5 separate regions of the Homo sapiens genome follow, and regions 1, 2, 4 and 5 are each linked to region 3. Evidence: chromatin contacts called from ENCODE Hi-C or POLR2A ChIA-PET data. All regions are on one chromosome and are shown on one strand. The core of a region is the stretch at or near the end of the contact, and the rest is flanking DNA. Distances in the headings are between cores, read along the strand shown. Region 1 has its middle 20 kb from the start of PRR18. Region 2 holds the start of SFT2D1 (SFT2 domain containing 1). Region 3 overlaps RPS6KA2 (ribosomal protein S6 kinase A2). Region 4 overlaps LOC101929297 (a long non-coding RNA gene). Region 5 holds the start of PRR18 (proline rich 18).

Region 1 (4,578 bases), core at 1-2,500, 200 kb before region 3:
GAATAGAAGAAATTGCATTTCACATAGAGTGAGTATAGTTTCCTTAAATTATTTGCTTCAGATGCACTCACATACATACACACTTGATCACAATTATGTGTATTTCTTACTGGAGGTCAGACAGTCAAGGTCTGGAAGCCACTGTATTTTAGGAAGGAAAAGGAAAAGCAAACCTTCCTCCCAGGGAAGCAGATGAGGATAGAGGAAGCGGCAGTCAGGCCCTGGGGGGCTCAGGAAATGCTGGGGTTCCCTCCACAGTTTGTGTCGTCTGAGCACCCACCTTTGGAAATACAGTGAGGAGTCAGGGAGGAGACTTGTCTGCTCCTTTTACCAACCATCGGAACTTAACCCAGCGCTTAACTTGAGCTTCCTTGTGGGCACACGGCTTCAAGAAGGGGCTGCTCTGTTATTCATCCAGAGCGGCTTCACCATAGTTTAACATGGATTCTCCTCATTAAGCAGCTATATTGCTGGGGGAAAAAAAGGAACTGATAGGGTCATGTTCTTTTTTTTTTTTTTTTTTTTTTTTTTTTGAGACAGAGTCTTGCTCTGTCGCCCAGGCTAGAGTGCAGTGGCACAATCTCGGCTCACTGCAACCTCCACCTCCCAGGTTCAAGCAATTCTCATGCCTCAGCCTCCTGAGTAGCTGGGATTACAGGCACGTTCCACAACACCCGGCTAATTTTTGTATTTTTAGTAGAGGCGAGGTTTCACCATATTGGCCAGACTGGTCTTGAACTCCTGACCTTGTGATCTGCCTGCCTCGGCCTCCCAAAGTGCTGGGATTACAGGTGTGAGCCACCGCGACCGGACTGGTCATGTTCTTTTTGAAAATTGGAAAGATGAGTGAGCTATGCATCTATTTCAGTTACATTAAAATCATGATACTTTATAAAATTATAATACTTTTTTGATCATTTTAAACTCAACATTATCTTGAACCACATTTAAGAATGTAATAAATTTTATTTTTTCTTGTATCTTTTTGATGAAAATTGGACAACTATAACAATTATCTCTCTGCTGCTCGAATTCTTCGATCATTCCTGCACACGAGTCTAGAGAGTTGGTCCTGCACATATGTGGGGACCCTTTTCCACCCAAGCGACAGAAACTGCTGCCAACAGGAGCAAGGCCCCTGGGAAGCAGGCATTCCTTCTTCCTCATTGTCAGGTGGAAGGGGCCGCTGGGGGGATGGCCTTTCTGTGCTTTTGCATTCAGTGGCTCCACAAAGACCTACTTGCCACCTGGCCATAATAGGGAAAAACAACTGAGGTTACTTCCTGTTTCTCTTCATTTGTTCACCCTACTGTGACAGAGCAGACCTCATCCGCTTGGCTATCAGAGGCTGCAGCCAGGACGGAGTGCTGACCTAACAGGAAGAAGATGAAACCGTTTTGAAGGGAATTTCTTTACTGATGACTAAACAGGTTCCCTTCTCCTATCCTGCCGGCCTGAGAGAGACTACGTGTTGGCAAGAGTTAGGCTAGAGGTTTGAGCCTTGGTTCCCTGACCTCCTGATCTCTGACGGTGGCCAAGTCCATGAACCTTTCCGGCCCTCCATGCTCTCATCTCCAAAATAGCACCTGCCTCATAAGTGGGTCAAACGAGTTAAAGGAGTCAATATCTGCCCAGTATTTGGAGCAAAGTCTAGCAGATACTAAATACTTTACAATGATTAGTAATTATTGTCACCTCTCACTTAGTCATTATTGTCACCTCTCATATGCTCAGCAGAAAATGTTTTAAAATAGCTATAAACAATTTATCAAAGAAGAAGTACAGGCCAGGCACGGAGGCTCAAGCCTGTAATCCCAGCACTTTGGGAGGCCGAAGCAGGTGGATCACCTGAGGTCAGGAGTTTGAGACCAGCCTGGGCAACATGGTGAAACCCCGTCTCTACTAAAAATACAAAAATTAGCAGGGCATGGTGGCACACACCTGTAATCCCAGCTACTCAGGAGGCTGAGGCAGAACTGCTTGAACCCGGGAAGTGGAGGTTTCAGTGAGCCGAGATTATGCCACTGCACTCCAGACTGGGCAACAGAGTTAGACTTTGTCTCAAAAAAAGTATATATATACACATATATCTTTAAACATATATATATATTTAAAGATAGATATATATAAATATAGATAGATATATACAAATATAGATAGATAGATATAAATATATAGATATATATAAATATATATAGATATATATAAATATATGTATATATAAATATAGATATATAGATATATATAAATATAGATATATAGATCTATAGATATATAGATATAGATCTATAGATATATAGATATATATAGATCTATATAGATATACAGATATATAGATCTATATAGATATATAGATCTATATAGATATATATATCTATATATCTATATAGATATATAGATCTATATAGATCTATATATCTATATATAAATATAAAGATATATAGATCTATATAGATCTATATATCTATATATAAATATAAAGATATATATATCTATATAAAGATATATATATCTATATATAGATATATATACATATATATAAATATATAGATATATATAAATATATAGATATATGGACATATAGATATATATAAATATATAGATATATATAGATATATATAAATACAGAGATATATACATAGATATATACATATATAGATATGTACAGATATATATAGATATATATACATGTATAGATATATAGAGATATATAGAGATATATATACATATATAGATATATAGAGATATATATAGATATATACATATATAGATATATAAATGTATAGATATATATAGATATATAGATATATATAAATATATAGATATATAAAGATATATAGATATATATAAATATATACATATATAGATATATAAAAATATATAGATATCTATGAACATATATAGATATATAAATATATAGATATATAGATATATAAATATAAAGATATATATAAACATATATAGATATATAAAAATATATATAGATATATATAAACATATATATATATATAAAAAATATATAGATATATATTAACATATATAGATATATATAAATATATATAGATATATATAAATATATAGATATATATAAATATATATAGATATATATAAATATATAGATATATATAAATATATATAGATATATATAAATATATAGATATATATAAATATATAGATGTATAAATATATAGATATATAAATATATAGATATATATAAATATATAGATATATATAAATGTATAGATATATAAATATATATAGATATATATAAATATATAGATATATGTAAATATATAGATATATATAAATATATGGATATATATAATATATAGATATATATAAATATATAGATATATATAATATATAGATATATATAAATATATAGATATATACAATATATAGATATATAAATATATAGATATATATAAATATATATAAATATATAGATATATATATAAATATATATAAATATATAGATATATATATAAATATATATAAATATAGAGATATATATAAATATAGAGATATATGTATGTATTCTGTATTTAATTGCCGTTTTTCAAATGTTTCAAATGTCCATTAAGCCACTACTGATAAAGTATAGCAAGCTCTCCGGCAAATGCGTGGCTGCATTGGCTATGTTCCTCCCCTTATTGGAGGGGCTTTCACAGAGGTAGGAGATGGCCCCATGGTGCAGTTCCGTTTACCAAACTTGAGTGTGCTGGGTTCTAGAGCATGGAACTCCTTAGGTGTAAATATTCGCTCTGCCACTTGACAGCCATGTAGACTTGGGCAAGTAATCCTTGGACTTCAGTTTTCTCCTTGAAAATTCCCACCCCATAAGCATGGGGTCCTACAAGACTCTGCATGATCTACCCCAACTCCCCGATGTCTCATCCAGGGCTCCCCTCTGGGCTCACTCATCATTAGTCAATCAAACTCCCCTGTGGCTCAGTCCTGCCATGCAGCTGATCCCGCTGCCTGGACCACTGTCCCTAGGATCTGATGAGCCAGCCCTTCACCTTCTTAAAGTCTTTGCTCAGATTCACTTATTCCATAACGCCTTCCGGAAGTGCCTAACACTGCAGGCTGCCTCCACCACCCCATCGCCCTTCACCTGCTAGCTTGCTCTACTCTTCTTTTTCCATGGTGCATATCACCTTCTCATTCACTACACAATTCCCCTTGTTATTTATTATTCACTGTCTCCACCCTAGTATGTAAGCCCCATGAGCACATTTTGTTTAGTGCTGCATCTGAACTCTCTGAATGGCACCTGGCATGTATCAGACACGTGGTCCACAGATGACTATGGTGGCCATATGGTGGAGTGCACATAGGGTACCCAGCGCACAGGGGGTACAGCAGGCATGTCGAGCTGTGCTGGCGGGCAGCATTCACTCCACCCTTCTCTGGCCAAGAATCCTCATCTCCCTTTGGAGTACCACCCCCAACACACCATAAGTTCCTGGGAAGACTCACACCACAGCTGCCCTCCCCTTGAAATCTGCAGCCTGAAGAAAGTGGCCTAAGTGCAGAGCAGAGCTGCAGATCCATCCACGGCCCTGAGAGAATCTG
Region 2 (4,744 bases), core at 1,836-4,335, 150 kb before region 3:
TCCCCGACCCCACTGCATCCTTCAACTACCACCCACTTCTTTGCTCCACAGGAAAAATCACTGAGATGGCCATACCATCTCCATCTTCTTTCTATTCTCCCCTGACTTCAATCAGGCCTCTGACCCCATCCAGCCACCAAGACTGCTCTCGTGGAAGTGACAACTGATAACCTCCACGGGTAATCTGCTCTTAACTTCTGAGACCCATCAACAGTACTGGGTCCCATCCCCTTCCTAAAGCACTCTCTTCCCTCACTTTCTGGGGCATCCTTCTCTCTTGGTTCTCCTCCTCCTTCTCTCGCCACGCCTCTCAGCTGTCTTTGCCGGCTTCTGCTCATCCTCTAAACTTCTACACACCTAGAGAAAACCAGAGGTCAAACCTTGGACCTCATCTTGACGATCTCATCTCTCTCCTATTTCCTCCCACAAACTCTACAGTGTTACGTCCAACTGCTTTCCTCACATCTCCACTTGGATGCTACCTGGATCTCAGACTTCACGTCCACACTGAAATGATTTTCCTCCCTGAACCTGCTCCTCCCACAGTCACTTAATGGCAACTCCACCTCTCCAGATGCTCAGGTCGAATGCCATGAGGCATCCTTGCCTCCTCCCACTCTCACACATCCAATCCGTCAACAGTGTGGCCTGCTGGCTGTACACTCAGACCATTTACAGAATCTGACCACTTTTTTGTTTTTTAAACAGGCTTTTTTGCTCTTTAAACCACTTCTATCACTGATTTGAGCCACAGTCATCTCTTGCCAGGACAACTGTACTTGTCTCCAGCCCAGTCTCTGGGCTTCTAACATTGCCTCTACAGTTTGTTCTCCACAGAGCTGCCAGAGTGATCCTTTAAAATCCAAGTCGGTCACACCACCACTCTGCTCTAAACCCAAAGGCTTCCTATCACACTCAGAGTAAAGCTAAAATCCTTTCTATGGCCTATGAGAACCCTCACAATTGAGAATCCCCCTTCCTGCTTCACCTTTTCTTCTACAATTGTCCCTCTTCTCTGCCCCGCTGCTAGAGCCCCTCTGGCCTCCTTACTGGCCCTGAACATGCTGACCACACACCACTTGGGACTCTGTATCTGCCTTGGAGGCTTTTATTCACAGGATGCTCAGACATCCCAGCAGCTCTTCTGAGCTGTGCTCACATGACTCCCTGGCAGGGAGGCCTTATCTAAGTAATATGGCAACCCCAACCTCCTCAACCTGCTCTGACTTTTTCTGTGGCTGTCTGACACATTATATACTTGTTTATTCACTGTTTCCTCCAATTAAAATTTAAGTTCCATGTGAAAGAGGTATTTGCACTGGTCACTGTTATTAACACCTGCATCTTGAACAATGTCAAACATATGCAGGAACTTGAATATTTGTTAATGAACGATCACCTCCTCTGAACTCACAGCACTTGTCTATACAGCCAGTCACTCTAATCTTTGATTGATTACTTCTCCACATATCTTTCTCCCCTCTAGACAGTGGGCTCAAGATAAGTGATATTACCTTTGCATCTCCAAAGTTTAGAGTAGCACTGTCCAATAGAACTTTCTGCAATGCAAATGTTCTGTATCTGCGCTGTTTAATACAGTAGCCTTTAACCACATGTGCCTACTGAACATGTGAAATGTGGTTGCTGTGACTAAGGAACTGAATGTTAAATTTTATTTAATTTTAATTAATTTAAATTTAATTGCTCCAGGCGCAGTGGCTCAAGCCTGTCATCCAAGCACTTTGGGAGGTCAAGGTGGGCGGATCACTTGAGGTCAGGAGTTCGAGACCAGCCTGACCAACATGGTGAAACCCCCATCTCTACTAAAAACACAAAATAATTAGCAGGGCATGGTGGCAGGTGCCTGTAATCCCAGCTACTCAGGAGGCTGAGGCAGGAGAATTGCTTGAACCCGGGAGGCAGAGGTTGCAGCGAGTCGAGATCACGCCACTGCACTCCAGGCCTGAGCGACAAAGCAAGACTCCATCTAAAAAAAAAAAAAAAAAAAATTCATTGGCCACATGTGGCTGTGGTAATATACAGAGTTACAGAGTGCAATGAGAACAGATACTTGTCTTACACTCTCTGAACCCAAAACTGTAGCCCAGAACTCTACCCACACCAAGTGCTGAGTAAGTATAATGACAAGGAAGTCAGGAGAGACAAATAGAAGATCCTTATGAAATACAATTCAATTTTAAACGTCCAACTTCTGCGACAGCACACAATAACGTGCAATATAATCGCATGCAATAACAAAAAAACTTACACCGCAGTTCCTGCTCCACTGCTACTTTTAACCTTCTTGCTGGAGGAAGTAACCCTTATCAAGTCTCGCTGGTAAGGCGCAGACACAAGGGCTTTTATTAAGAAAAAAAAAAAAATCTCTTACCAGGGCTCACTGCCTTAACAGAAAAATTTTAATTCAATATTATTTCACTTACCAATGTCCTGTTTATTTTTCCTCCAGTCTCCCTATTTCCAAAAGACCACCCCCCAGCAAACACACACATAACACCACCTTTACCTCCAAAGACAAACAGATGCAACAAGCTTTAGGGTCTCGGCTCACTGCAGCTTGCAGGATAAATGCCCTGCATAGCTACTTACGCTGCACAGCCCGAGGCCAGACCCCGCACCAGGCTCAGAAAACCAAATAGTACGTGGGAGCGATGGATTATTTGGGAAAGCGAGGGCAGACGTTAGCGGATTCCTAAGTCAGAAGGCCAGATGGGAGAGTCGGGGGGGGGCCTCAAAGTGGGTTTAAGTAGACCGCATGGAAAACTGGAAAGTTCTCAAATTCTACCCAGGAAGCAGGCGGAGCCCTCCTAAATCAACCAGCCGGGCAGAGGAGTCCCAGACCCCCGGCCTCGCACCCACCCCACCCGCTCGGCCGGTCCTCAGTGCGGCCGGGGCCAGCGGGCAGCCCCGGGACTGGACGAGGGCGCAAGTTCGCTACCTGCGCAGTCAGGCCCTGCTCCTCGTCGTCCTGGCCGCTCAGGACTCGCCGCAGCTTCTCCATGGCCCTGTTACAGGGCCGTAGCGGCCGCCACTCTGTTGCCTGCCCCTGACGCCCACCAGGAAACCCCGAACCCGAAACCCCACAGACCAGCCGGAAGTCCGGTCCCGCCCGCTTCCTGTGCGTCAGCGCGGCCGCCGTAGCAATGCGCGCATGCTCACCAGCCTTTCTCTCGGACCCGGTAGTGGTCCGTGAAGTCCGCGGAGTGGGCGCTGATGGTGGGGCTATCCCTTCCCACTGTCCGCGAGGTGCGCCGTGGTAACGCGCGGGGACACAGCGCGGGTGTGGACCCCCTGCCCACAGCTGGCGCACAGCCATTGAGTGTAGACCCGACTGGGGCACGACCACTGAACCCTGCACTTGGCGTCCTCCGGGCCCCGCGAGGGGCCTTGCTGGGCGGGTCCGCGGCACCCCGGGTTCCCAGAAGTCGAGGCCCCGAATGCGCCTCCCCTCGCCTGGAATCGGAGAGCGGAGGGCTCCTGCGGGCAGGTGGCCGTGCTCCGAAGAGCGCCCTGCCACCCATGAGGTGGCCCTGGGGGCGTCGCTAGCCTTCCCAGCTGGGTGTCCTCATCCGGAGACACAAACACCTGCCTCAGGATTAAAGCGAGGAGCTGTATTTCAGACCGTCTCAGGAGAAATAGCAAGAGGCTGCCTCACTCCTTTGCCCTTGTGAGAGCTATTTCTTTACTCAGTTCACTGGTCAGCTAGGAGTTTGAAAGAGTGAAATCTTATTTATAAAAGGAATAGCTAATGCAACCCATTTTTCCAGTTTTGTGTGAACAGTGAAACCATTGAACAAGCGTTTACTGTTCTCCGGCTCGTGCTGGATGAACAAACACTAAGAAATGGGGAAGTGGCATTTTTCTCTCTCTCATTTTCCACCATGCTAAGAAAGGAGATTAAAAATCAGGGCTGCCTGTCTAATATGGTCTCCAGAAGTCATTAAGTGATAGGTTTTGCTCTTCTGTTTGCTTCTAGGCTTGGTAAGATGGTAATGAGAATGCCTGTTCTTTTGATTACTTTGCCCACTCCATTTCCTCCCTAAAATCTTTCAGTTAAAAGGTGGATCCTCAAAAAGTTTCATTGTCCATCCTACTGCCTCAGTAGAGATTTTATCTAAACTCAATTAGATAAAAACAAATACCACAGGAACCCTAGGAAAGCAAGTCGCGCCTTCTTGTGATGAAACGGTCCAATGCTCAGCATCCTTTTCCTTTAGGCAGAAGATATTTCTATGTGGCCTGTTCATACTAATATGAGAAGTCTTATCCTTATGTCCTTAACTTTAAAAGGTCAGAAAATAGATTGTAAAATCTATAGAATAAAACTATGTTTCTGTTGAATAAGAGAGTATGTCCGTAAGTGTTACGGGAAAGGGGTCCGGATCCATACCCCAAAAGAGGGTTCTTGGATCTTGCGCAAAAAGAATTCAGGGCAAGTGAAAACAAGTTTATTTAAAAAGTAGAGGAACATCGGTAGTCTGAGGCAGAGAATTGCTTGAACCCGGGAGGCGGAGCTTGCAGTGAGCCGAGATCGCGCCCCTGCACTCCAGCCTGGGCGACAGAGCGAGACTCCGTCTCAAAAAAAAAAAAAAAAAGTAGAAGGACAAAAGAATAGCTACTCCATAGGCAGAGCAGGGCTGTCTATTACCAGGGCTGCTGGTTGCCCATTTTTATGGTTATTTCTTGATGATATGCTAAACAAGGGGTGGATTCATGCCTCCCC
Region 3 (4,252 bases), core at 1,526-4,025:
GGATTACATCCACATTGCTCTTAGGGCTGACGGACACTGCAATGGAAGGGACTCAATTTAATTCACAATCTGGAAGACTCAGATCAGAAACATGACCTTTGACATAGCATTTGGACAAACCAGGGCACCGCGATGCATTGGCTTAGCTGAGACACGCTTCTCAACTTGCATCTGTCTCCAAACACGCCCTCAGAGTTAAGAAACACCGCCTCCCCCACCTCCCCAGACGCACGGTGATGAACGGGGGGGTCTGTAAACAAAAGGCCAGACCACACCCAGATTTGGGAAAACTGCAGTGAAACGGCAACTTCGGGACACAGGGTGGGACACAAGCCCTTCCTGCCTTGCCCAGCCCAGGCTGTCCCTCTGTCCAAGGCTGCATCTCCCACCACTGGGACCCCACCCTCAGGGGGTGAGGTCTTGCCCATGACAGGCCCTGTGTGGATAGGGACTCTGGGCACTAAGGGTGAGCGCTGAGCCCTTGCTGCGTTTCCTGAGCCGAGTCACTGTGTAACCGTGGGTGTGCACCAGGACCAGCGAGTGAAGGGCCAAGGTGCAGACAGCTTTAGGAGCTGCACATCTCTTGGAAATGTGGCTGTGACCCTGGCTAACGACGACCGTCACCACTGATGAAAAGGAGGAGTCCTGATGACTCTTGGTTGGAATCTCAGGTCCCATCTGGGACTTTGCTGAGGGGGTCCCAGTAACAACAACGTGGCAAAAATTGTTTGGTCAGTAGGTTCCTCTAAGCCATGAACCCCACACACAGCTGTGAGCACACACACACACATGTGCACGCACACGCATGAACACACACACACAGTGCCCCTGTGTGTGCTGCAGCATGGGCCCTCTGTCCTGATCAGGCGTCCTCCCCTCTGGTCCTGAGTGCTCTCCATCCTGGGCCTCCCATCTCATTGTCGCCCCCAGCTGGCATCTCAGTGACTTGGGGCTGCTCTGCTGGGGCCTTCAGCTTTGTCCACAGCACTGTTGGTGAATACCCCTCTAAGGAAGCTGCCTCTGTCTGGGTGACAGTTCCCCAGCCTCTCAGACCCTTGACTGGGGACAGCGCTATAAAATGTGTGCAGTGACCTGCTAGTTAGTTTTCATCCAATGCACTGGACACAGTCCTTTCCACAGACACCAGCATGGGGCCCTGCCAGGTGGCATTGGGGGCTGGGTCCATCGGTGTCTCCATGTGCCCTGGCATGGATGCACTGTGGTGTGGGTGGCACGGGCTCCGCTGCGGGGTGAGTCTACACTCTCCAGCCATGTGGGCTGCAATTCAGTCTAGACCCTGGCCCTTCCATGTCAGTAACAGCAACGTGGAGATTCTCAACAGGGGGACTTTGCCAATGTCAGGAGACGTTTGATCATCACGGGGTGGGGGTGGGGATGCGCTAAACAGCCTCAATGCATGGCGCAGCTCCCAAAACAAGAATTAACCGGCCCAAAATGCAGACGGTGCAGAGCCGTGGCCGAGACACCGTCCTCCAGCCCCAGGCTGTGGTGTGGACGTTTCATAATTGATTCAATGATTTCCTTATTGATTGATGCTTACTTCATCTTCAGGTCTTTGTTAAACAGGAAGACCTTCGGCAAACACCGTTTATTTGTACCCCTTTTACGCAGGTATGGCTATTTCTGTTGGAGAGATTTCTGGAAGTAACACTTCTGGGCAAAAGGGTGCATACATTTAACATTCTGATGGTTTTACCAAGGTGCTGAAATGTTGCAGGGATTTACTCTCCTGACACACACCCACGTGCCCTGGGCTTTCTGGATTGGCCTGCAGTGACTGGCAGACAGTGACGGCAGAACACCCTGTGACATCACCCATGCCACGGGGAGCTCACCGTGTCACCTGCTCTGACGTCACCAGTGCCACGGGAGCTCACTGTGTCACCTGCTCTCCTGGTAGCCACGCTCGGCATGCAGAGGTGCTCGGTGACAAGGAGGAATTGCTTTACTGTGTTGTGTGGAAGAATGAAAACAGGCTGAGTGGACAAAGGCGCTGACAGTGGGTTATCACCGAGAGGTCTGTAGAGTGGAATAAAATATCTGCTTACACAGAGGAGAACTGCCTCGGAAATACAACTATGGGACATCTTTATATGAAGTAAAGAATTACTATGAAGATGAATCTGCAGGAAGGAAGAGTGGTTTACGTGATAAAAATCTGGATTAGAAGTTGGATGTAAATGTGTTTAATTAGGTGAATACAACTATGACAATTCATTACAAGATGAATCTCATGGGGATTAGTACTCAGTACTTTAAATACATCAATGTTGATTTTTAAAAATCACCTTAACTCCTTTTTTCTAAGATCACAGTTATACTTCAATTATCTCACATTGTGAAATATGACTGTGGAGTAGGAAGGTACTTTTGATTAGCTTCACTTTCAATCACTGAAGGATTGCAAATGAATGCAAAAGTTCCCTGCAATGGAAGCTGATGTGGGGAAGAAGTTAAATGGGTCCTTCTTTCTTTGGGGTTAAGGCATGCAGAGAGGAAAATCTAGTATTTTTTCCGAAATGAAGTATTTCCTGATTTAACTTTTGCCTTCCCCTCTGGTATGTCTTCTATCTATGAGGTTAGAGTTTAAAAAAAAACAGAATTTAATGTGTTCCTTTCGTTTTCTTGTTAAAATAACCTGAAACACCCTGCTCCAGTTGCTGTCTAAACCGTAAACACCCTGCTCTAGTTGCTGTCTAAACCGGAAACACCCTGCTCTTGCTGCTGTCTGAACCGAAAACACCCTGCTCCAGTTGCTGTCTAAACCGGAAACACCCTGCTCCTGCTGCTGTCTGAACCGGAAACACCCTGCTCCTGCTGCTGTCTGACTCTGAGACAACACGGCCGCGCCAACTCGCTAAGACCGGCCCAGCCCACGGAGTAATCCTCAATACGCTGTCACATACACGAAAAGAAAATCAATCAGTAGTTAAAGTAGATCCTGATTTTAATAGATGTGGAGGTTTCTCAATTTAGGGAGAATTAAATTAGAAGCAGCTTTTCAACGGTTCTGTCCTTAGCTTAGAGACTTTCAAAACTCAGGGAAGTCAGATTGGTTGAAGGATACTACCATTTTGGGTAAAACCAGTGGCTTTTAGAAAACAGCTTATGGTATTTTGGCAGCAACTATGTGTTTTAGAAGCTGTGAAGGGGCCTTTTTTCCTGGAGCTCAGATGGCACTGGTACTATTTCAACCTCTAGGTGAGGTCTGTTTTCAGTGACCTTGGTTGGCATTGGGCCGGAGCAGGAGGGTGGCCCTCCACATCTCCACTGTAGCTTGCGGGGCAGCGCCCTGCACGTTCCCGTGGTGGGGTGTCCCGGGGAATCTTACCCAGCCGGTTGCAGGGGTTCCGTTTGAAGAGAGCTCGCAGCAAACTCTGTGCCTCCCCACTGAGGAACTGCGGCATCCCCAGCTTGGCTCTGAAAAACAAGATCCTATTTTAGGATCTATTTTAGGAGAACAAGGACAAGCTATAAAGAGGGCCCCAGTCAGCATTCAGAGACCTCAATCGCAGTCACCCAGAGCAGCCCGTGCTCTACCACGTGGGTCTTAGGACCCTTTTATGCTTTAAAAGTTACTGAGGACACCAAAGAGCTTATGTTTATGTGGGTTACAGCTGTGATATTTACCACAGTAGAAAGTAAAGTGAGAAATTTGTATAATTTCCATTTCCTAATTCACTTTAATAAATTTTTATTAATAAACATTATTTAATAATAAAATCATTAAAAAACAATAACACTCCCATTAACACAAATAACATTGTTAATGGAAATTATCTATGTTTTCTCAAACATACATATAAAAAAGTCTTTAGTGGCATTGTTCTGCACTTGGGTGCGTCTCTTCCTGGCTCATAGGAGACAGCTGGACCCTGTGCTCGGTCTGTTGCGATGCTATGAAGAAAACCTGCGAGAGGAGGACCTGCAAACCCCGGGAGGGTCTCAGGACCACCGGAGTCCTCAGAGCACACTGAGAACCCCACGCGCAGAGCCTAGTGCTCCCTCCAGAAATTCTCCATCCCTCCCAAGTGGAATGCCCTGAGGCCACACCCGTGACTTGCTGTCAGGGATTATTCCAGCTTTAGCAAAAGTAAAGAACATGTCCTCCCTTAAAATTCAAACAATGAGAATCACTGCAAAGGTCCTGACTTGCAGCTCTCAGTGTCTGCTGCAATTCAAGGTCCCTTGATGGAGGAAAAGGCTGATTAAATAAAAAGACACTCCTTAG
Region 4 (4,809 bases), core at 1,935-4,434, 240 kb before region 3:
AAGGAGGCTTCCCACGGCAGAAAGGAAAGGCCACTCTTCGCGATGCTTCCAGAGTCATCCAGCAGTCTCTTGGAAATGAATACTGGTCTGTTTCTTTTTACAAAACTGGCAGTGGGTTCAGTTTCTTCCTCCCATGCTCAAGAGACAATTTCTATGGGCTTGCCCCTTCTGCCCACAGAGAAGCCTCAGCACGAGAAGGGAGGGGCCCTTAGGTGGGTGTGTTGGGAACTTCAATCTGTGAACAGCTACCAAAAGCCAGACCCATTTCTGACTGTCCTGGGCTCTCCTGCTGGGATGGCCCCTGCTCCTACTTAGGCAGGTGGCCAGGTTTGCTCAAGTCAGAGGGAGCTGTCAGAAGAAGAGAGACTTCTCCCAGCAAGCCCCTGCTGCCCCCTCCTCACATCTCTTGGTCAAACTCTGGGGCCCCAGACCCACAGTGCACACTTCCAGGCAACTCCACCTGCCTCTCTGGGGAGCATCGGTCATTCATCCCGAATCCATCATTCATTCAAGGAATCTTTATTGAGCGCCCCCTACGTGCCCAGCAACACTCTGCTCACTCGATATCTGAAAAGAGTTTGTCTGTTTGAAGAGTTGGAAAACTGCAGTCAAACCCTGGCTTTCACATGAGCAAGTCTGTAAAATTATCCAGCATGCTGTGTTCATCCCAAAACCGCCCTCAGAGGTCCCTGAGCCTCTCACAAACCCCCTTTTAAGAAACTTCTTCTCTTCTATGATTTATAAAATGATTTTTAGCTGGGCGCTGTGGCTCACGCCTGTAATCCCAGCACTTTAGGAGGCTGAGGCGGGCGGATCACTTGAGGTCTGGAGTTCGAGACCAGCCTGGCCGACACGGCGAAACCCCTTCTCTACTAAAAATACAAAAATTAGCTGGGTGTGGTGGCGGGCATCTGTAATCCCAGCTACTCAGGAGGCTGAGGCAGGAGAATGGCTTGAGCCCAGGAGATGGAGGTTGCAGGTAGCCAAGACTGTGCCACTGCACTCCAGCCTGGGCAACAGAGTGAGACTCCGTCTCAAAAAAAGGAAAAAAAATGTTTAAGTGCTTTATTTTCCTTTCCAATCCTTTTTTCCTCCCCTTCTGCCCGCCTTTCTCTTTCTCTTCTCCTCACTCTCCTTTGCTCTCTTGCAGCAGTGTTCATGCAGCGCCTGTCTGGTGCCAGTTCTGAAGCACACACTGCAAAGATTAAGAAGATGGGTCTCAGCTGATTGGGAGTAGAGCACAGCATCTTCAGAGAAGGCCACGGAAGTCCTCCTCAAGGTGTCCAAGTGTCCTCCAAACATTAGCCACTGTTGTTATTAATAAAGGAATTTAAGACCGAAAAGACCTATGGAGGATTCAGGAGTCCAGGGGCCTGTATTACACAGAAGAGTTAAGAGGGTGATTCACACACCCGTGAAGATGAGTCTCCTCCCTCATCCTCCCCACACTGGGTCCATAAGAGGTGCTCCTGAGCAGTTTCACCTCATAACCCACAGGCTTAGATTTGGTGCTGAGGTAGCCAGGGTCAGCCCTAGTGCAGAGTAGAGCAGCTTAATTTCAGATGAATTTTTCAGTGGCCATTGCTCACTAGGTGCCTGGACAGGTCAAACCGTTTTCCACTTGTGAACAAGCATCTCAAAGCCAGTCCCCCCGCAGCTGACTGGCAGGTGTGCTCTGCCGTCTGCTTTTGGAAACAAGCCCTCAAGTGAATTATTTAAAGTCAGACAGCCTACTATTAGCAGACCTAAAGGAGGAACTCCTAGCAATTAATTAAATCCTGATATTTAACCCCCTGAGCTGAGCTAGTGCCTGTAGGGCAAAGGTGCTCAAACTTCAGGCTGCGTCGGAATAACCCTGAGAGCTTGTTAAAAAGCAGACTGCTGGGCCCCAACCCCGGAGTTTCTGGTTCAGTAGGTCTGGGGTGGGCCTGGAAATGTGCACTTCTAGCAAGTTTCAGGGGCTTCTGCTGACCCTGGATCAGTGTATCACACAGGACCGATAGATTATTGTCCCTGATTATGGTGAATAATATGGCCCAAAACACTTAAGAAACCTCCAATTTTCTCAAACTAGCACATCTGTGTACCTAATTATCCATGTGTCGTCTCTCTGTGTGTGAGGCCACGTGCTCTCCACGAAGACAGGTGAGTGGAGACCAAGACACAGAGGTGCTGCTATGACCGCAACTGCACCCACCTTGCAGAAAGCGCAAAGCTTCACTTTACAGCAAAAATACCAGCAATCTCCTCCCAGACTTTCAGAGCAGTTCCCAACAGGTAAGAGCAGGACCCTTCTGTCTGGGAAAGGCAGATCCATGCCTACACCTTATTTGGCAATACAGAAGTATCAATAAGATAATCATAAGTATTTAGAGAGTGATCAAAAGTGCCCTCCCAATATAGTTCAACAAAGAGCCCAAAATTTGACTTTGAAGGAGTCATTTCCACAGTGGACAGGTGTTTAGTTTTTTGTGCCCAACCAAATCTCGTGTTTCCGCTGGCAGTGCCACTGAAATGCATGCGTTTCTGGAAGGTGAAACGTGGCCACTCCTGTGGGACCCATGCTGCCCTGGCCAAGTTGCTCACAGTCCACGAAAGCCAAGCCGGCTTCCGCATCTCAAGGGCATTGGCTTCCGCAGCTCAAGGGCATTCTCTCCAGGACTTTTTGAAGTTCAAGTAATTCCGCAGATCCAAGGCTTATTGGTTAAATTTCATCCAGCACCTCATGACAGCGGCTGAAGTCACATTAACTTCAATCACATCAGTGACAGAAGCCACAGCCTTGTGCTGCTGCATGGTTTTAGACAGAAACCATGAAACTGCACCGGCAAAAAGTGTAAAACTATACGCACTGGGTCCGCAGATAGAGGTGTGAACCTCAGAGGGGCTGGCCCCGTTCCGCTCTTACTTTCTATTTTTCTTTCATTTTCTCCATTGTCATTTCTCCAAAGCAGGGCTGTCTACGCTTCATTGTCCTGCCTGTTGACAAATTGTTAAAGCAATTGCCTTACATTCATTTTAGATTTAATTTCCAGTGGCACTTTTCCTTTTCATGTTAAAGTCTTGCCTCATTTCAGTTTTATTTTTTCCTCACCTTTTTGTGAACAATCTCCTCCTTCAGTCAGCTCTGGACTAACAAGGTTGAACCAAAGATCTGTTTGCTTGGTGCAGGAAAACCACACGGGAGCCCTACAGCCTGCCCCGAGGCCGGCCCACATGAAAGCCCGGGGCTTCCTCACAGTTTGCTGTGAGCTGCACCAGCTCTCCTGGAGTGTGAAACCAATTTCCAAATTCACCTGAGGGTCCTTCTACAGAAAGGTTTTTGGTGAAAATATTTAGAATGTAGCAAAAAGCAATGATCAGAAGGGTATTTCAGATTTGAAAGTCACTTCATCTTCATTGTATTAATAAGTATTGATACTGGAATGGGTGGGCTCACAGTTACTGGTCACAAAGAAGAGCTTCTACGTGCCCCTGTATGATTTTGTGTTCTTCACTGTGTGGGAGGTGCAGCACATAGGCAGGTCTGAGCATTTTGGAGACAAACTAGGTTTGGAGACATCCACGCTGCTAACTGGATTCTCCTGGGCCAGAGTGTTACTGGATAGTCCTGTTTCCATTTCATCTGTGAAATGAGTTTGCTAAAAAATGGTAGGTATTTCACAGGCTTTGTGTGAGAACTGAGATAATCCGTGAGCAATTCTTGAAACAACATGATAAATACTTGGTGTTATTATTTTAGTCATCTGCCTTTAGCCGGGCTCAGTGTATCACACAGGACCTAGAGATTATTGTCCTAGCCCCTGCCTTGTTGCTTTGACACGAGGTAAGAACTACTTTCCTCCTTATTACACTGTTTTATGTAGGATACTTTGTCTTTTTCGTTTGTTCCCTACGGTTTTTTTCATAACAGTATTACAGATTGATCCCTGTAAAATAAGTCTTATTTAAATTTGGCTGTGGGCTTTTTAAATATAAAATCATGTGAACATCCCATAAAAACTATAACACTGAAAACTGTAGCATTACACATTAACAAGCACTTACACTCACATAGCGGCTTCTGGTTTAGGGACTCAGATAACATTCCAGTCATCTTCTGAATAGGGGGTTTTCTACGTAGTGTGCTTATTTCTCACATTGTGTGGTTTTATTTTTCTAGCTGCTTTTTCTCTCTAGATTATTACACATTCTGAATTGGAAGAAACATTACAGCCCTCCTAGGTGAACCTTCGTCACAAGACCAAAATCCTTTTATGGGGGGAGAGGAGGGAGCCTCCAGTTTAGGGTTACACACATCCAAGCTACCAGGGCTCAGCCTGGACCCAGGATACACCTTGAGTCCCTTTTTAAAACATCTCCCTAGTGCTGGGCACGGTGGCTCACGACTGTAATCCCAGCACTTTGGGAAGCCGAGGCAGGTGGATCACTTGAGGTCAGAAGTTCGAGACCAGCCTGCTCAACATGGTGAAACCTCGTCTCTACTAGAAATACAAAAATTAGCCAGGCGTGGTGGCGCACACCTGTAATCCCAACTACTGGGGAGGCTGAGGTGGGAGAATTGCTGGAACCCAGAAGGGGGAGGTTGCAGTGAGCCAAGATTGTGCCACTGCACTCCAGCCTGGGTGACAGAGTGAGACGCTGCCTCAAAAAAAATTTAAAATAAAATTTCCCTCGTATTGAACTGAACTTTAACTTCTTTGTAAATTATTCCCATTGGCCTTATTTCTGGTCTCTGATGCTACCTAGAATAAATACGAAATATATTTATTGGAATATTTCTTGCCTTAGCTCAGGCTACTGTAACAC
Region 5 (4,697 bases), core at 2,007-4,506, 180 kb before region 3:
AAATTCTAGTAGTGATTAAAACCAGCAAACCTTTTTCAACTCCTGGAAATCCCAGAACCTTAGGTTGAGTGCCACTATGAAGAAATCATGTCATGTGAATTGTAAATCCCTCAGTAGTCTCTTCCTGACCAGTTTTCAGTGTCCCCCTCAAAAAGAATCACAAGTCACTGAATTTCTCTTTTATTTAAGCATTAAGAAATTGGAGCATAGCGACTTAGAAAACTTTCTCAAAATGTCCTTAACAGCAATGAAAAGATATCATGTGTCACGTGTAAAACCTTTTTTCTGTTTGTTTTTTATTGAAGCTCATTGACCAGGGAAACATAAATGTTCCACTCATCTGCTTTTAAAGTAGAGAACAAGGCCCACAAACTCTATTTAATAAATACAAATTACTAAAAATGCGCTTAGTGTTGTATTGTGGCCAGTTAAGAACAGGAGATGCTGGGACAGAGCCTACAGAAAGGGCGGGAGAAGAAAGGAAATCAAAATGAAGCAGCTGACAGGGACGTCAGGGAGACACACAGGTGCAGTGACAGCCACACTGCAGCAGAAGCTCAGCTTGGAAGACAGAGGCTGCAGAAAGTCGGTCCCTCTAGGATGCCACCAGGGAAAAGTCTTCAAAATGTTGTTGTTACTGTGACCAAGGGCAGAAGTCTAGGCATCTTAATTATTGGTATTTGCACTAAGTGCAAGACGAGACCAAGTTGAGCCACTCCTGCCCTCGGCTCGGAGTCAGTGCACTCTTGCTCCACCCTCTCAGCTCCAGACCGTGTGCCCTGCCCAGGACGGCGCACTCAGAGACCATCTGGGTGGGGGTGGAACAAGAGCAGCACCGTCACTTGCATAAGCATTGCTAGTTTTGCCCCTCTAGAATTAATATATTCATTTTAAGTAAAAGAAAACTTATCTCCAAATTCAAAGAAGTTATTCAATGGGTAGGTTTTTTTCTGTTTTTGCAACTCATCTGGCAGCTGACCTAGCTCCCAATGAATTAAATGCTTCACATCTAACTAAATGTGTGCCTAGAATTAGAGAGAGAGAGAGAGAGAGACAGTGTGTGTGTGTTATTAGAGCAAAGACCTCCACAAGAAAAATACAAAATCTGTTTTAAAAATGTAAGGCTTCAATTTAAAATACAATTAAGACTTGATACATTTAAAGTCTATCAAGATAAACATTAAACCAGTTATTGGCTTTTACAAAGTCAGTCAAAAATTGAGGTAATACATTACTCTTTTATAACCAGCCTTATCTGATTATAACATTTTATTTCCTTCTCATCCTTCTAGTTAGATATTCTCAGATACATGGAAGAAATATGTAGAAATCAGCCTCCAGTTAGCGGGGGAAAGGATATGGTTACGAAACAGCGGAGGAGCTTTACTCTCTATTCAAATAATACACAGAAAAAATGTAATCAGCCGAGCGGTTTCCATGGAAGCGCTCATTGACCAGGGCTCACCAGCGCCTGGCGATGCCTACCCTTCCGCTTTGGAGACTGGAAATTCGGTTAACTGAGTTTCAGGGATGTCTAATACCCTCAACATTTTTCTGACTTGGGAGAAAACAAAATCACGAATGTAGGACCGGGTCCCAGCTCTGCAGGAGGCCACCGTCGCGGCCACCCACCTGGGCCATCGCCCACCGCACTGTCCAGGGTGCCCGGCGCCGGCTGAGGGTGACACCACGGGGCGTGCAGATGTAGCCCTGGGGAAGGCCCGCCTCCAGGCAGAGGGTCTCTGGGACCTAGACGAACCCTGGGGGTCGGGGCACCAAGAGGCATTTTCTCAGTTGCTTAATTCCCCACGAACTGCATGGATGCTCGGCGATGCCAAGAGGAGGCCAGAGTGGGGGCAGAGGCAGGCATCTGGGGTAGATACCACCGGTGTGAACGAGAAAGGCCCGGGCTGCCGGCTGGCGAGGGCAGGAGGGGGGCCGTGGCCGTCGGGCGAGTCTGGCTGCGCCCCACGTGGGCCAGCTTGCGCACTGGTGTCCCGAAAGTGGGCGCTGGCGGCCAGAGGAGCCTGCGGTCTCCCCCGAGGGCCCCTAGGCGGAGTGGCGCGTGCAGGAAGTGAGGTGGGATCAGGCCTGGCCTGTCCCCGCAGGCCCGCTGGGCTCACAGCGTGCTCAGGTGCCGCCGTGAGTCCAGGGCCCCCGCCCGGCCCCGCGCGGCAGCCGCGGACTCCACGCCGCGCAGCCACTCCGTGCACTTGCGTACCAGGCCCTCGTCCACCGCCTCTGGCTCCTCCTCGTACTCCACGTCGTCGTACCTGTGCCGCTCGTTGAGCAGCGACACCTTGAGCATCGGCCGCAGGGCCCCGGGCCGCGGGCTGAGCTGGGGAACCTGCAGGCCGCCGTGCAGCAGCTGGGCGCCGGGCGGAGGCGCGCGGCGGCCCTGGCCGGCGGTGGGGGGTGCGTCGGGGTCGCTGGCGGGGCCGCCCCTCCGCGGGCCCGCGGCCCTAGCCGGGAGACACGGGGCGAGTAGGCGCCTGGGTTCGGCCGAGGGTGAGGGGAAGGGCCTGCGGGGCCGCGCCAGCAGCTGCTTCTCCAGATGACGCTTCTGGATGACCAGGACGGCCTCGGGGGTGAGATTCAGGCAGAAGCGCGCAGCGGAGTCTGGACAAGGCCCCGCCCCCGAGGAGGTGCCCGCGGCGGTGGTCCCCGTCCCCGCCGAGGTCGCCGCATAGGTGGTCCTCGCTGGGCTGTGGCCGGAGCCTGCCGGCCGGGGCGGGGCGCACGTGGCTGGGGCCCGCGCGCGGCTGGGCAAGGCCTGGGGGGAGACGCCCGGAGGGGCCGGCGGCTGCGTCCTGTCCAGGCCGGGGCCGCGCCGGGCCGGCGGCCTCTTGAGCGTGGCGGAGGGCCAGGAGCTGGAGAGGAGCCCCTCGGGCCGCTGTGGGGGCCTCTTCTTCTTGTCCCCCGCGGCGCAGGGCCTCCGGGGTAACTGGCGCGCGGCTTGGGCCCCCGGGGCGGGGGCGGGCGGCGGCGGCATGGGCGGGAAGGGCATAGTGCAGCCGAGCCGCCGGATCCTCAGCCCCTGGAAAGAGAGGCGGGCGCTCAGCCACTGTGCGCGGAGCGGGTCCCCGCAGTCCGGGCGGCCCCTCCACACCCACCTGCGTCCAGCCGCGGCCTCTCCGGCTTCCTCACATCCCAGCGACCAAACCCGGGGACTCAAAGAGAGGCGCTCCCACCCTCCCCTCCTCCTGGGGGTGCTCCCGGGACTGGACCCTGCAGGAACCGCCTCCCGCCGTCCGACTGTGGGCGAGTCGCGGCGCCCCCGGGTCCCCACAGCTGAGACGCGGGCCGGGCCGGCAGGAGGAGGAGCCCAGCGCGCTCGCTAAGGACGCGGCCCTGCCAGGCCCCGGGCTGTGCCCGGCTGGTGTCACGACCGACTGTTGAATGGGAGCAAAGTGCCAGGACAGCGGAGGGCGGAGCGCGCGCCAGGCATCCCGGGGCTCCCCCAGCTGGCGCTCCGGTGGTCCGAGGTTAATGTAGTCCGTCGAAAGCCAGGAGCATTCCCCTGGGGGAGCCGGCAGCCTTCCGGAGTCACAGGTGGAGGCCCTGCACGTTTCAGAGAAAATCCCCTGTAGCCTCTCCGTGCCTTCGAGACGGCGGGAAAGGCACCGCCAGTAGATGCAGCTCTGCGGCCCCGGACACATCCTGCTTCACAGAGAAAAGCGGGCTGGAGCTGAGAGGGGAGAAATGACCCTCAGTGAATCTTACATAGTGTTCATGCCACCCCTTGAGGAGTCACTTTCAAATTCAAAACCTAAGTATCTATGAACAGGCAAAATAGTTCAGTTTCAGCTATATAATGCTGATTACATGGCAAATATTAGACATCAAGTCCCTTTAATAATTCTTATGAGCAAAGCAATATATTTATCACTGTAGCAGAGATTCAGAATTAATGAGATAAATCTTCACTGTCAATTTACATTCTAGTCGTAGACACATGAAGACATCCTACAATATTCAAATGTTTGTTTAATAAATAATTGAACAATTGCAAAGTGACGGATCAAAAAGTCAACATTTCATGTGTGCAGTCCCTGCATTACTTAAGGATAATCATCAGCTGCTTAGATCTCCACAAAGTACTTTCCATCAGATACACTTTTCTGATGGAAACCAGGTGTGTGATGGTTACGGCCCCAGGTTAGCTCCAGAGCACATTCAACTGTGGGTAAACACAAATGTGCCCTGTGCCAACAGTCACAGCAGGACAGCATGGCCCTCCCCCAGCCGCCTCAGTCTCCGAGGCAGCAGCAACGCCTCCCCTTGTTGACTGTTGGTGGCCTCAGAGAACTGCGCTGTGGATACATGGGAGCGTCAAGGAAACCTGGCAGGTGGTGGGAAACACTTCTCACCAGAGCTTGGGTTGGGGTGACAGGTTTGGGCCCTGTCATCTCTACCAGCACCTCCCAAGCCACCCCAATACAGCTCTGAAACAAGCCTCCCAGCTCACAGGCACTTTCCCTCCATCCCTGCCAGCCTGTCTCTGCCGGTGGGCTCAGGCTGTTAATCGGCTTGACAGGTGAGGTCCTAAGATACTGAAACCTCCTCCTCAATATGTTTTATTCCAGGTTTTAGAATCTCTGGATGGGTGTGGGAAGAGGCACGTCAGTGGCGGCAGGAGGCCCACAGTTCTGTGCCTGGAAAGTGGAGAACTGGAAGAGAAGGTGAGGCAGGAGAGG

Evidence for each region. Hi-C counts contacts between places; a loop is a spot of excess contacts on that map. ChIA-PET counts read pairs that join two places held with the same protein, here RNA polymerase II (POLR2A). Pooled maps may share reads with other maps.
Region 1: a loop to region 3 is called in a pooled map, with 3 times the contacts of the local background. The contact joins two enhancer-like sites. A Hi-C loop is called at or near these places in 1 of 168 maps with a recorded cell type or tissue (natural killer cell), 1 of 37 single-sample maps with no recorded cell type and 7 of 50 pooled maps.
Region 2: a loop to region 3 is called in a pooled map, with 5 times the contacts of the local background. The contact joins the promoter of SFT2D1 here to the enhancer-like site in region 3. A Hi-C loop is called at or near these places in 1 of 168 maps with a recorded cell type or tissue (sciatic nerve) and 11 of 50 pooled maps. POLR2A ChIA-PET finds 5 or more read pairs at or near these places in 4 of 52 experiments (A673, CD4-positive, alpha-beta T cell, H1 and 1 more).
Region 4: a pooled map shows a loop between it and region 3 (2.7-fold over the local background). The contact joins two enhancer-like sites. A Hi-C loop is called at or near these places in 5 of 50 pooled maps. POLR2A ChIA-PET finds 5 or more read pairs at or near these places in 2 of 52 experiments (CD4-positive, alpha-beta memory T cell and activated naive CD4-positive, alpha-beta T cell).
Region 5: a pooled map shows a loop between it and region 3 (2.5-fold over the local background). The contact joins the promoter of PRR18 here to the enhancer-like site in region 3. A Hi-C loop is called at or near these places in 5 of 50 pooled maps. POLR2A ChIA-PET finds 5 or more read pairs at or near these places in 2 of 52 experiments (activated T-cell and activated naive CD4-positive, alpha-beta T cell).

The regions. Positions count from the first base shown.
Region 1 is chr6:166,285,666-166,290,243 of GRCh38, forward strand. No RefSeq gene overlaps it. Among named protein-coding and RNA genes, the nearest start is that of PRR18, 20 kb to the right of the region's middle. RefSeq lists an enhancer at 1,385-1,554. Within about 2 kb of position 1,251, at least 5 of the 41 ENCODE cell types and tissues checked have a DNase peak (open chromatin) inside an H3K27ac peak, as active enhancers do.
Region 2 is chr6:166,339,460-166,344,203 of GRCh38, forward strand. SFT2D1 (SFT2 domain containing 1) reads right to left here and starts at 3,086. Exons shown (of 8, transcript NM_145169.3): 1 at 2,960-3,086. The coding sequence starts at 3,022. It overlaps LOC100289495 (a long non-coding RNA gene), which reads left to right and starts at 3,172. Exons shown (of 2, transcript NR_040022.1): 1 at 3,172-3,688. RefSeq lists a silencer at 2,797-2,956 and an enhancer at 3,018-3,911.
Region 3 is chr6:166,485,481-166,489,732 of GRCh38, forward strand. It overlaps RPS6KA2 (ribosomal protein S6 kinase A2), which reads right to left. Exons shown (of 21, transcript NM_021135.6): 10 at 3,353-3,441. Among named protein-coding and RNA genes, the nearest start is that of MIR1913, 22 kb to the right of the region's middle. RefSeq lists enhancers at 383-883, 4,182-4,252. Within about 2 kb of position 2,776, at least 19 of the 41 ENCODE cell types and tissues checked have a DNase peak (open chromatin) inside an H3K27ac peak, as active enhancers do; they include A673 and CD4-positive, alpha-beta T cell, where a contact is called at or near this core.
Region 4 is chr6:166,241,652-166,246,460 of GRCh38, forward strand. It overlaps LOC101929297 (a long non-coding RNA gene), which reads left to right. Exons shown (of 5, transcript NR_125862.1): 2 at 1,151-2,277. Among named protein-coding and RNA genes, the nearest start is that of PRR18, 64 kb to the right of the region's middle. RefSeq lists an enhancer at 1-183. Within about 2 kb of position 3,185, at least 5 of the 41 ENCODE cell types and tissues checked have a DNase peak (open chromatin) inside an H3K27ac peak, as active enhancers do.
Region 5 is chr6:166,305,136-166,309,832 of GRCh38, forward strand. PRR18 (proline rich 18) reads right to left here and starts at 3,257. Exons shown (of 1, transcript NM_175922.4): 1 at 165-3,257. The coding sequence starts at 3,007. The coding sequence ends at 2,120. LOC107986669 (a long non-coding RNA gene) reads left to right here and starts at 2,413. Exons shown (of 3, transcript XR_001744464.2): 1 at 2,413-2,588; 2 at 4,587-4,682. RefSeq lists a silencer at 2,740-3,339 and an enhancer at 3,410-3,689.